Regions from separate parts of the Homo sapiens genome. Here region 2 is linked to region 1. A link is an interaction called in ENCODE POLR2A ChIA-PET data of the cell type or tissue named here. Cell type or tissue: OCI-LY7. All regions are shown on one strand. Each heading gives the region's core, and the rest is flanking DNA. Links, peaks and the distances in the headings are about the cores only. Region 1 overlaps RYR3 (ryanodine receptor 3). Region 2 overlaps RYR3 (ryanodine receptor 3).

Region 1 (5,385 bases), core at 181-5,180:
TTTTGCTAACTTTGTGTTCTCAGCCTTTCTGATATTTATTTTTTGGTAGATATCTTACATATTTTGGATATACTGACTTTATATAGTATATGTAATATATTTACATGTTTATGTATAATAATTTTATATTAAGGATGTTAAACTGTTTTTTATTGGTTTCAAATATTTCTCCCAGTTTCTGATTTATACTTTAACACTTGGGTTTTTTCCTATTGTTTTTTGTTTTTCTTTTTCACAAAAGGAATGTACATCAAAGAAAATAGGAGGAACTCATAATAGTACCACCTAGAGATAATCATATTGGCTTTTTATATACACAGTTAAATATTGTTCATTTAATTGGGCTTGTGCTATGCATGCTGCTTTCCTATATACTATTGCTATTTCTCTGCCTCTTTCCTCGTACCTACCAGTTGGATGCTATTTTTAATTATTTTAACCACGTTATTCATTTTAATGTCTGTAAGGCAAAACCCCACAATAACCCTTCTTTCCCAAACTTTCCTCAGCCATTCTTCATCCCTGTATTTTAAAGAGATCACAATCAATTGAGCAGGAGACTGGAGTCAACATAGAATCATACTAGTGTCCATGGAAGCCCCTGGAAAGGGTCATGGCAGGAGGAGAGTTGTGGGAAGCAGGAGCTGAGATCTGGGATCACAAAGAAACCATTTCAGGGATCCAGGTCCAAGTGAGGGGATTTTCAGGGTGAAACCACTCCAGTAGGCCTCAGCACCTCAGGTGGATTGGTAAACCAAGATATGTTTATATGTTTTCCAAAGTAGGATTTTGGTTCTGTTTCAATTATATAAACTATTTAGAAATAAAGAATTGTCCTATGCGAATGGTACTCAACCTTTGGAATTTGAGACAGATGTGTGTGTATGTTTGTATATATACACAAGCATATTTACAAACATATTCATATAAATGGATATAATATATTGAAGTTATATATTGGCATTGTTTGAGGTTCTTGTAACAAATGGAGAACCAGTAGAGTAAAGCTTTACTGAGGTTGAAAATCTTCTCATCACATATTCAAGCCAGGGAATCTTACGCTATCTGCAGGCACTGTGTTCTAAGAGTTGAAAGTTCTTCTGTGCTGAGGATATTTCATCCCAATTCTTCCTTTTTAAATATGTGAGGATACCACATAGAGCTATTCTCATTGACAGCCATCAGAAGCATGTGGAAAACGGGGAGTGTTGTTGACAAGAGAGGCGCTGTAAGCACAGAAAAATCTGATTGGAGCAAAAGCCTTCTGGAAGAGGGAAAGGACCTTCTAGCCCTATTTTCCATCTTCCCCACTCCACTCCTTAGGAATAAAGAGAATGAGTACAAATATAAATACAACACAACAGTGTTGGGATCATACACCCTTTGACTCAGGAACTTTCCTGAAGAAACAAGGTTACTCTGAGTAGTCAGTTCCCGGGACTGCATTTGCATGTGTAGCTGGTGGCCTTGGTCACCCACCATTAATACTGCTCCCACTTTTACTTATTTTGCCCATGTCCACTCATGGTTTTTTACTCATTTTCAAAGGGAGTACACCTATTTCACAAGCAAGTCATCTGAAAAAACTACTTAGGCAAATTTAGATCTATGGAGAAGGGATCTTCTCCAGTCTACTAGCTAATGAACTTTTCCACATTTTGTGTTTAGAGAATGGTACATCTGCTCTCAAATGTTGCATAATGATTCTGAATCATTAGTTCATCCCTTCCGTCTCCCTCAGAACAGTGAGATAGGATCTTTGTGTCTGTGATTTTTTAGAGGGTAGTGGAGGGATTTTTTTGGAATCCTCTTGACAAGAACCGCAGTTAGCAGGTGAAAAAATAGTTGACTGAAAGGTATCCACATGTAGAAGACATTTCTGGGATCTGGTGTCTAGGTCAGCAGATCATGCAGCCTTCTGAGTGCACAGATAAAGGAGAAGCAAAGTTGCAAGAGAAGAAGAATGAGATGACTAATCATTTAGGAGGCACAACTGCTGAGGAAATTTAAGAAACCGAAGGGTCCAGATGTGTTGACTTGAAGAACCAACAGCTTAGCTCTGAGAGCTTTTTGCTTATAGCAGCTGAACAGGTGGAAGGCTAAAAAGCAGTGCCAGTGGGGTGTGCAGCGGGGCTTGAAGTCACTCAAGCTTCCTGTCTCTCAGGAAACTATGAGCTCTGATATATTCCTGGCTTCGGGTCTCACAGCATGTTGTGATTTGAAGAGAGGTGGAACCACAGGGTCTGTGTAGTTGGGAAATACATTTTACTGAAATGCCTCTAGTGCATCACATGATGACCTTGGTCAGGGTCAGTGCAGGACCTGTACTGGGGGCTAGCCAGTTGCTTATAAATCAAAATAAACCGATTGGGTATTCTACAACCCAAGTGTTATTCTTACATCAACTGGTAAAGTATGATTTGGTGCTGAAACCCAGCAGTTCTTCTCTGTACTACTTTAGTTCAGTTGAACAAAGAGCTAGAAAGAGAAACCACAATATGAATTCCAAGTTAATTAAAGTATCTTATTGAAAAGAAATGTATTGGTCGGGCGTGGTGGCTCACGCCCGTAATCTCAGCACTTTGGGAGGCTGAGGCGGGCGGATCATGAGGTCAGGAGATTGAGACCATCCTGGCTAACACAATGAAACCCCGTCTCACTAAAAATACAAAAATTAGCTGGGCGTGGTGGCAGGCGCCTGTAGTCCCAGCTACTTGGGAGGCTGAGGCAGGAGAATGGCGTGAACCTGGGAGGCGGAGCTTGCGGTGAGCAGAGATCACACCACTGCACTCCAGCCTGGGCGACAGAGTGAGACTCTGACTCAAAAAAAAAACGTATTTTATAATGAAATTGAAAAGGAATTATTGTTTCACCCAATACTGTAGATCACTTGCCTGGTTTTATAGCATCTCTCCCAGCAAGATGCAAAGTGTTATACCTGTCTAGAAAGAGATTCTTTTTCTCCCATCATAGAAGTCTTCAGAGTTGTTTCTCATATTTATTTTTAACTTCCGTATGGCTTCTAAGTTAGACTTGAGTTCTCTTTCACAGTCCTGTTTCCTCCTGTTTAATGGTCTTTACTGAGATCCTTGTCTTGAATTTTTAAAATAATTTTTATACTTACAAACTATGTTGTTAATAATACCTGATTAGGATGTCCCTGCCAGCCGTCATCGAAGAGCAAAGCTACATGAAGAGCAAAAATCTTTTTCAATTAGATTTACCCACAGTGAAGTCAAAGTTAGCATGAGTAATTACTGACAAAACCCACAAATCAATGTCATAGCCTCTTTTCTCTTAATGAATATGCCTCCATAGTTTTCTTCTCAATGTGGTTTGTTTATAGACAGTATTGTTAGTGCAGTAGGCCCCCAGTGTAACAACCGTATTCATTATAGAATAGAATTTGGGATGAGGTATATGTACCTTGTAGCCCACCGAAAAGGCTGAATTACTTAGATGCCAGGAAGCTCTTACTAAAAGTTGATCTTATATACACCCCACAAGTGGCATGAATCAGATAGACAGCATTATACAGAAAGCCATAGTATATAGTGAAATTTGGGTGCTAATTTTTTTTTGCAGAAAATTCATGAGTTAGGCATCATAGAATATATTTTATGGCTATAGTTAAACTCCCCATAAATCTATTTAATCATCTTATGTAACTCTTTTGCCAGCTCTAATTTATAAAAATAACCATATCCAAAGATGTTGTATTTGTGGTTGCTGTTTGTTTTCTGTTGGTATTCTCCAGACTTGGCTAAAATTCAGGTAACCAACAGCTTAGCTATTTCCAGCTTGCTGTGGTCAATGCTGTGGAAATTATTGCTGAGATAAATATGCTTCTTCAGAGAACATGATGGGCACTGGCTGGATTGCCCTGAGCTTTCATCAAACACTAGCCAGAAAGAAATATGAATGTGGGAATGTCCATAACTCAGATTGTTCTCCAGTCTTAGCGATAGGGGCTAAAGATGCAATTATGAATCGTGACTTACGAGTCAAATTCAGGTCAGCAAAAGCTGGCTCATTCTTTCTCCTCTTAACCACAGCTTGTATCCTTTTCTTCTGTGAAACATTATCCCAGCTCTCTGGGAGGAATTCGATAGCAGATAACAGTAATGAGACATCTAGCAAGACTAAAATGATTTTACACGTTTGCTAGCAAGCTCTGAATAATAATATGATAGCCTAACGAAAGGAAAGTTAGTCACCCCCTTTGAGCACAGCACAGCTTTGTCATGATTTTTACTATATTTTTTTCTTAATGGGTCAATCTTTCAAATCTGGGAATTTGTAGTAGGTAGACCCATCTCTCCTGCAAATTAACAAGCAAAAATGCACAAATCTCAAAGACGAAGTTGAAAATGCTGGCAGAGATTTTTCAATATAATTTGTCCTGTGTTTTCAAAATCAGTCAAGTAAATAAAAATTTCCTCTACACATCCCAAAACTTCACTACTCCCAGGCAGCTCTTACTGAAGCTATTGCTCATCTATGAGGTGAAAGAATCTAAGGACAGAGTCGCTTACTGTAAACACTTTAGGAAGGAAAAAATCTTTGAGAGCTGATGAAATATCTGAGTTATAGAAAGAACCCCAGAAAATGATACAAGTGCTGTGGTGGAACGGATTAAATAGATTAATGAATTTGATTTTTTAAATCCATTAATGTAGAGAAAAATCTGAGGATAAAGAGGAACTAATTGTAATGAAATCAGTTCTTCAATTCTCTTTTTAATTTTAAATTTAACATTTTGGGGATGCTGGGTGATTCCATGGAACTCAAGGAGCCAGGGAGGAAAACATGTAGAGAGGGGAGATTTACATTCCAACTGGACATTTCTCATTTGTGAATGAGGCAAAGGATTTAAAAGATAAACATGAAGTGCCAGGTAACAATTTACTGAGAGAAGTGGACTGGTAGGTTTAACTTTATTGCTTCTTCTTCTACCCCTGTAACTCCATGCTCTGGAGAAGTTCTCGGGTAGGTCCTGTAGCTTTTATTACTACTTTTAGGAACAAGAACAATTTTGTCAGTAATTCGAAAGTTCTATCTATTTGAATATAAAATCAAAATTTGTATTCAGTTTACAGCTTGAGCCCTTCCCCAGCTTGGGCCTGCAGTATGAGGCAGCTGCTTCTCCACATTGGTCTGCCCCTCCCTGATTGGCCAGCTCCTATTGCAGACCCCTCTAGAGTTGAGACCCAGGGAGAGATGACTGGAGAATAGGCATGTCTGATGGAGTCAGTGCTATTGTCAGGTAGCATTGAGTCTTTGTGTAGCAGTTGTACAGTTGCTGCCTCTTTCTTTTCTGGGACCCTTTTGTAGTTTTCTTAGCCTCAGGCTGGGAACTTCTGACCACAGTTCTTTTGACACAAA
Region 2 (5,385 bases), core at 386-5,385, 57 kb before region 1:
TACCAACGCACCCAGCTAATTTTTGTATTTTTAGTAGAGATGGGGTTTCACCATGTTGGCCGGGATGGTCTTGATCTCCTGACTCCATGACCCACCCACCTCGGCCTCCCAAAGTGCTGGGATTACAGGCATGAGCCACCATGCCCGGCCGGGTTCTAATTCCTTTCTTCATCCTTCCAGGAATATTAAACCAATCTTGGCAACTTGATCATCTCCAGCCAAACATTTAATATTCCAGGAATATTAAACCAGTCGTAGCAATTTGATCATCTCAGCCAAATACTAATATGACAATTATGACGTGGTCATGAGCATTTCCTTAATAAGCTGTCATTGGAGGCAGAGGATAATGATTACTGCCCTTCAACACATAGTAGGCCAGATAACCTCTTCCTTCTTAGAATCAGCTTATCATCTAACATAAACAAGGTTGATGCAGATAAACAGATACAGATTGAATGCCTGCAGAACAATAAAACAATAAATGATTTGCAACCAGTTTTAAGCATCGTATGAAATGCAAAGAAATCCCAGTTTTTTTTCTGAGAACATTCTTTTTTAAATTTATTTGTTTTTTATTATACTTTAAGTTCTAGGGTACATGTGCACAATGTGCAGGTTTGTTACATATGTATACACTTGCTATGTTGGTGTGCTGCACCCATTAACTAGTCATTTGCATTAGGTATATCTCCTAATGCTATCCCTCCCCCATCCCCCCACCCCACAACAGGCCCCGGTGTGTGATGTTCCCCTTCCTGTGTCCAGGTGTTCTCATTGTTCAATTCCCACCTATGAGTGAGAACATGCGGTGTTTGGTTTTTTGTCCTTGCAATAGTTTGCTGAAGAATGATGGTTTCCAGCTTCATCCATGTCCCTACAAAGGACATGAACTCATCATTTTTTATGGCTGCATAGTATTCCATGGTGTATATGTGCCACATTTTCTTAATCCAGTCTATCATTGTTGGACATTTGGGTTGGTTCCAAGTCTTTGCTATTGTGAGTAGTGCCGCAATAAACATACGTGTGCATGTGTCTTTATAGCAGGATGGTTTATATTCCTTTGGTATTGTGGAAGACAGTGTGGCGATTCCTCAGGGATCTAGAACTAGAAATACCATTTGACCCAGAAATCCCAGTTTTACACCTTTGGCATTTTCAATCTGGCAGGGGGCAGCTAGTATACCAACAACAAGACATGTTTTTAAAATGTAGATTTTATTATTCAGGTATGATGAAGCCAATAAATCAGGAGACAATCAGCATTGAAAAAGAACACTTGTTACTCACAGTTCCCAAGAGGAATGGACACGCCATACCACACAGGGCCACATAGAGAAGTGCCATCCTCCAGGAGGCAGAGAGAGTGAGGGGAAGCTGGGGGAAAGCCTTTTCGTGGTTTCCATAGAAAGGGATGGGCTGGCTAGGCAGGATAAATGGGCATAGGGTTGTCTACTTTGAATAATTTCAGCAGGCTCTGGAGCATGGGAGTTGCTATTAGTTGTCTGGTACCGGCCCTGGGGAGATTAGTCTAGGGGAATGGGGGTCCAGAGGGTAAAGGAGGAGGTTGGCTTTATGCGCTTTGAGTTGGTTTGCATATAAAAGGTGAGTCTTGGGTTTGCATACCCAGATGAGTCCTTGACCATTTTAGGAATTGGCTAGCCCTGGAAAGGACAGTCCGTTCAGGGTCCACAAAACCATGAGATCAGAGAATGTGTACAGGTATCCTCCAGCTTTGGCTAAGTAGAGAAGGCTTGATGGATGAGATGTTGTGCAATGTTCCTTTATGTGATCATCAGTCAGGTGCAGCCATGTGAGGAGACACAGGAGAGGCTTAGGAAAACAAAGTTTATTATACTCACAGGTCCTAGCAACAGGAGACGTGCCACACCATGCAGGGTCACATAGGAAAGCACCAGCTTTGGTCAGGAGGCAGACAAGGGGCAGAAGCAAGGTGACAGCCTACACTACCACTTTTGTTGGGGTTTCCATGGTTAAGGCAAGGCAAGGCTGGGGTAAACAGTTTGGGATTTGCTAGTTTGAGTGATTTCAGGGGGCTGTAAGCTATAGAGGTGGTCCTTATCTGCCTAGTACCTGGCCTTGGGAAGGCAGAGGAATATTGCCTCCTGGAATGTATGAGCCAGCTAGAGGAGGTCTGGCTGTGAATTGATTAGATTGCATATCAAAGGCATGCAGCTGAGCCCTTTGCTGCCTCTAACAAGAAGGGCAGTCTCTCTCCAGCCAGAAAGGTTTTAAAAATACTGAAATACTGTAATATACAGAAGATACGAAATATAAACAATACAGATGTAGAGATGCCAAGGTGAGGCTGGGGAATTCCAAACAGAAAGTGTAATGTCAGTAAAGGCCCAGAGAAGGGGAATATTTGGTAAATAAATAGAAGTACTCTTAGTCCAATTTTGTTAGAGCATTTGGGATATAAGAACTTTAGAGATAATAATTGTATTCCATAGGAACTTGGGAGTTATTGAAAGAGAATGATTGGATTAGCTCTATTTTTTAGAAAGTTTCCATTTCTAGCAGTAGGGTGACTGCAGCTGGGACCATATTCAAGTAAAAACAGAAGGGAGCATTAGTTCATACTCAAGTCAAAAGAAAATCACCAATGTGCTGTCAATAAAATCAAGCCTCTCTATCACCGAGCTCTTTAATTTCCTTTACTGATTCATCATTATTGTTTAGGGTTGCATTGGGTTGTTTTTCATATGGATTTTGTCTCTAGATCTTTGTTTGTTGTTGCTGCTGTTCTATTACATTAGAAGTGCCCACTGCAGTGACTGCCGTAGAATTTGGAAGCCGATGCTGTTTTGTAAAAACAAAGACACAGAAACACTCCTTTCTATACAGAATAATGATTCATTTATTTCAGTAATTCCAGAAAAACAGATCTTTGTATTTTTTTTTTGCAAAGCCATGTTTAAATAAGTGAAAGGCAAGAAAGTAATGAAGTTACCGTATTCATTGATAGTTGGATAATATGAATTATTTTAATCAGGAGCTATTAGAAATCAATGTAATTATTCATGTTTAACAGTTGTGGTGTGCATAATTTTTAAGCACTGCATTAGCTATGGTTAGAGAGCAGATTAGAGATGAGAATTTTCGCATCTTTTCAGTCCTGTTACTGGCTTGAGTGTCTCTAGAGCTATGAATATTTCTGCAGTGAAAATCAAGTATCCATTGTTTTATAGGATAAATGCATTCTTGATGAATTGCCTATAAAGAAAATCTCATCTATCAAATACTATTTTCCTATTAGCTAATGTTATAAAATCAGAAATATGTTTTTCTGGAAATAATCTTTTTAAAAAAGAAAAATTCATACTTATCCTTGGATGTTATGTTGCTGCTTGAAAAAAATAAGTCATATTTAATAATCCAGCCAATGTTTCAACACACACATTTAAAAGAAAAAGAAATTTCTTGTAAAGTACTAATATTGCTCCAAGTGATCCTTTAAATGCTGTGCGAAATAATTTTGTTTTTATGAAAGCTTGAAGGAAAATAAGAGTTGAAATGAAAAATAAATGTGAAAGAAAAATTACTCAGCTCTATATATTCTCTCAATATATGTCTATTAAGTAATTGATAGGTGTTGAACTTTCTGTTATAAATCCAAAGTTAATTGAAATTTGGCCTGTGCCCTTGATTTTTTTCATAGCCTGACAAAAAGAAAATGTCGTATAGACAAACACATTTTACATTATGATGTGCTAAGTGCCCAATAAAGCAATTAGACTGTGCTGGGGAAGAACAGCAGGAGAGACTAACTCTTCCTTTACAGAGGTAACCTCTGAGCAGGGTTTTGAAGGGTGAGTAGTAGTTTAGAGTAGGAGAAGAGTGCAGACTCTGGAGCTGGACTTCCTGGTTTAAATCCTGTCATTACTTCCTGAATGATCTTGGGCAAATTTACCTCCTTCATTTTCTCCTCTGTAAAATTGGAATGGCATTTGTAGCTACATCAGAGGCTACTATGGAGAGTTAATCCACGTAAAGAACTTAGAACATTGTACTGAGCATGGTAATGACGCAATACATATGCTGCTATTTGTTCCACTATTAAGAATGAGAAGAATGTGGGGGTCGAGGTGGGTGGATTGCTTGAGCCTGGGAGTTCAAGATCAGCCTGGGCAACATGGGGAAACCCTGTCTCTGCAAAACACAAAACAACAACAACAACAAAAATACAAAAGATTAGCCAGGTGCAGTGGCCTGCACCTGGAGTCCTAGCTACTTGGGAGGGTAAGGTGGGAGGATCACTTGAGCCTGGGGGCAGAGGTTGCAGTGAGCCAAGATTGTACCACTGTCCTCCAGCCTGGGTGACAGAGTGAGACCCTGGGCTCAAAAAGAAAAAAAAAAAAGAGAGAGAAATGTTTTTGCAAATAGGCAACAGCCGTTTTTTATTCTGTGAAAGTTCAAATTGCTGCCTGCTTAATGGCTTTTACAAATGAGCAATTTAATGCAAGATGTAGACAAGAAATGGAAATAGGGTATAACCATTCAGAATAGAACCACGGAGGCCCTGATTGATGAGGAGGGGAAGAAGTTACCATGCATCAGAGGTCTACCTCATGACACGCTATTGTGACAGGTACTTCAGATTGTCACTGAGTTGTTACCTGGTGCACAGGAAGTCCCTTTTCCACACTGGAGAATAGGCAATGAAACAGTGACAACTGAAGAATGAAACCGCTTGACTACAACACACCACTGAGGAGGCCCTAAGAGACTGATACACAAATTACTACATTAGCTTAAGCCACGGTATTAACCCCTGCGTATTCAAAGGGTCTCCTTTCTCTGCAGGTTTTTATAAGAAATTTTTACATGAAATCAATAGATATGATGAAAGCCTCTGAGTCAGTGCATTTGTGACAGATAACCATTACAATTATGGAAGATGTCACTCGCTGGAAATAAGTTAATTGGCTAGTAACAGATTACTTATTAAGTTATATAAATCAGGATGAGGAAAGTAGAAAATATAGTGAAGAATTACACAAAATCAGAACAGAAGAGAAGAGCTTACTAGGTGTCCCCTTTTCCCGTGGATTTAAATAATCACTGAAGTAACCAGAACTCGAAAGCCATTGATTTTACAATTAACAAGCGATAAGGGAAACAAGTCTTTCTGAAATCCTGGCTTGGACAGGCACATCATGATTATTTTGGTAACCAGTTGCCTGGCTTACAGGTTCTTCATAGGTGATTCGTTTTGTATATTGAGCTTCTAATTTAATCAGCTATGCCTATGTTTGTTTCTTTTTGTGTATGAATTAGGAACTCAAGGAGAAATTAGACTCCAGTCACAAGCGAGACATAGAAGGCATGGGAGTTCCAGAAATCAAGTATGGAGATTCT

The links. Peaks named below come from ENCODE experiments on the same cell type or tissue, not always from the same donor. Only the 100,000 strongest peaks of a DNase experiment are listed, where the experiment ranks them.
Region 2: POLR2A ChIA-PET joins it to region 1 with 5 read pairs; 2 of 35 experiments call an interaction of 5 or more read pairs at or near these places.

What each region holds. Positions count from the first base shown.
Region 1 is chr15:33,614,589-33,619,973 of GRCh38, forward strand. The region is part of intron 19 of RYR3 (ryanodine receptor 3); the gene reads left to right. Among named protein-coding and RNA genes, the nearest start is that of RYR3, 310 kb to the left of the region's middle. In OCI-LY7, for the core only: no CTCF peak of the experiment used is centred there; a DNase peak (open chromatin) is centred at 2,093.
Region 2 is chr15:33,557,533-33,562,917 of GRCh38, forward strand. It overlaps RYR3 (ryanodine receptor 3), which reads left to right. Exons shown (of 104, transcript NM_001036.6): 11 at 5,305-5,385. Among named protein-coding and RNA genes, the nearest start is that of RYR3, 250 kb to the left of the region's middle. RefSeq lists an enhancer at 1,674-2,464. In OCI-LY7, for the core only: no CTCF peak of the experiment used is centred there; no DNase peak of the experiment used is centred there.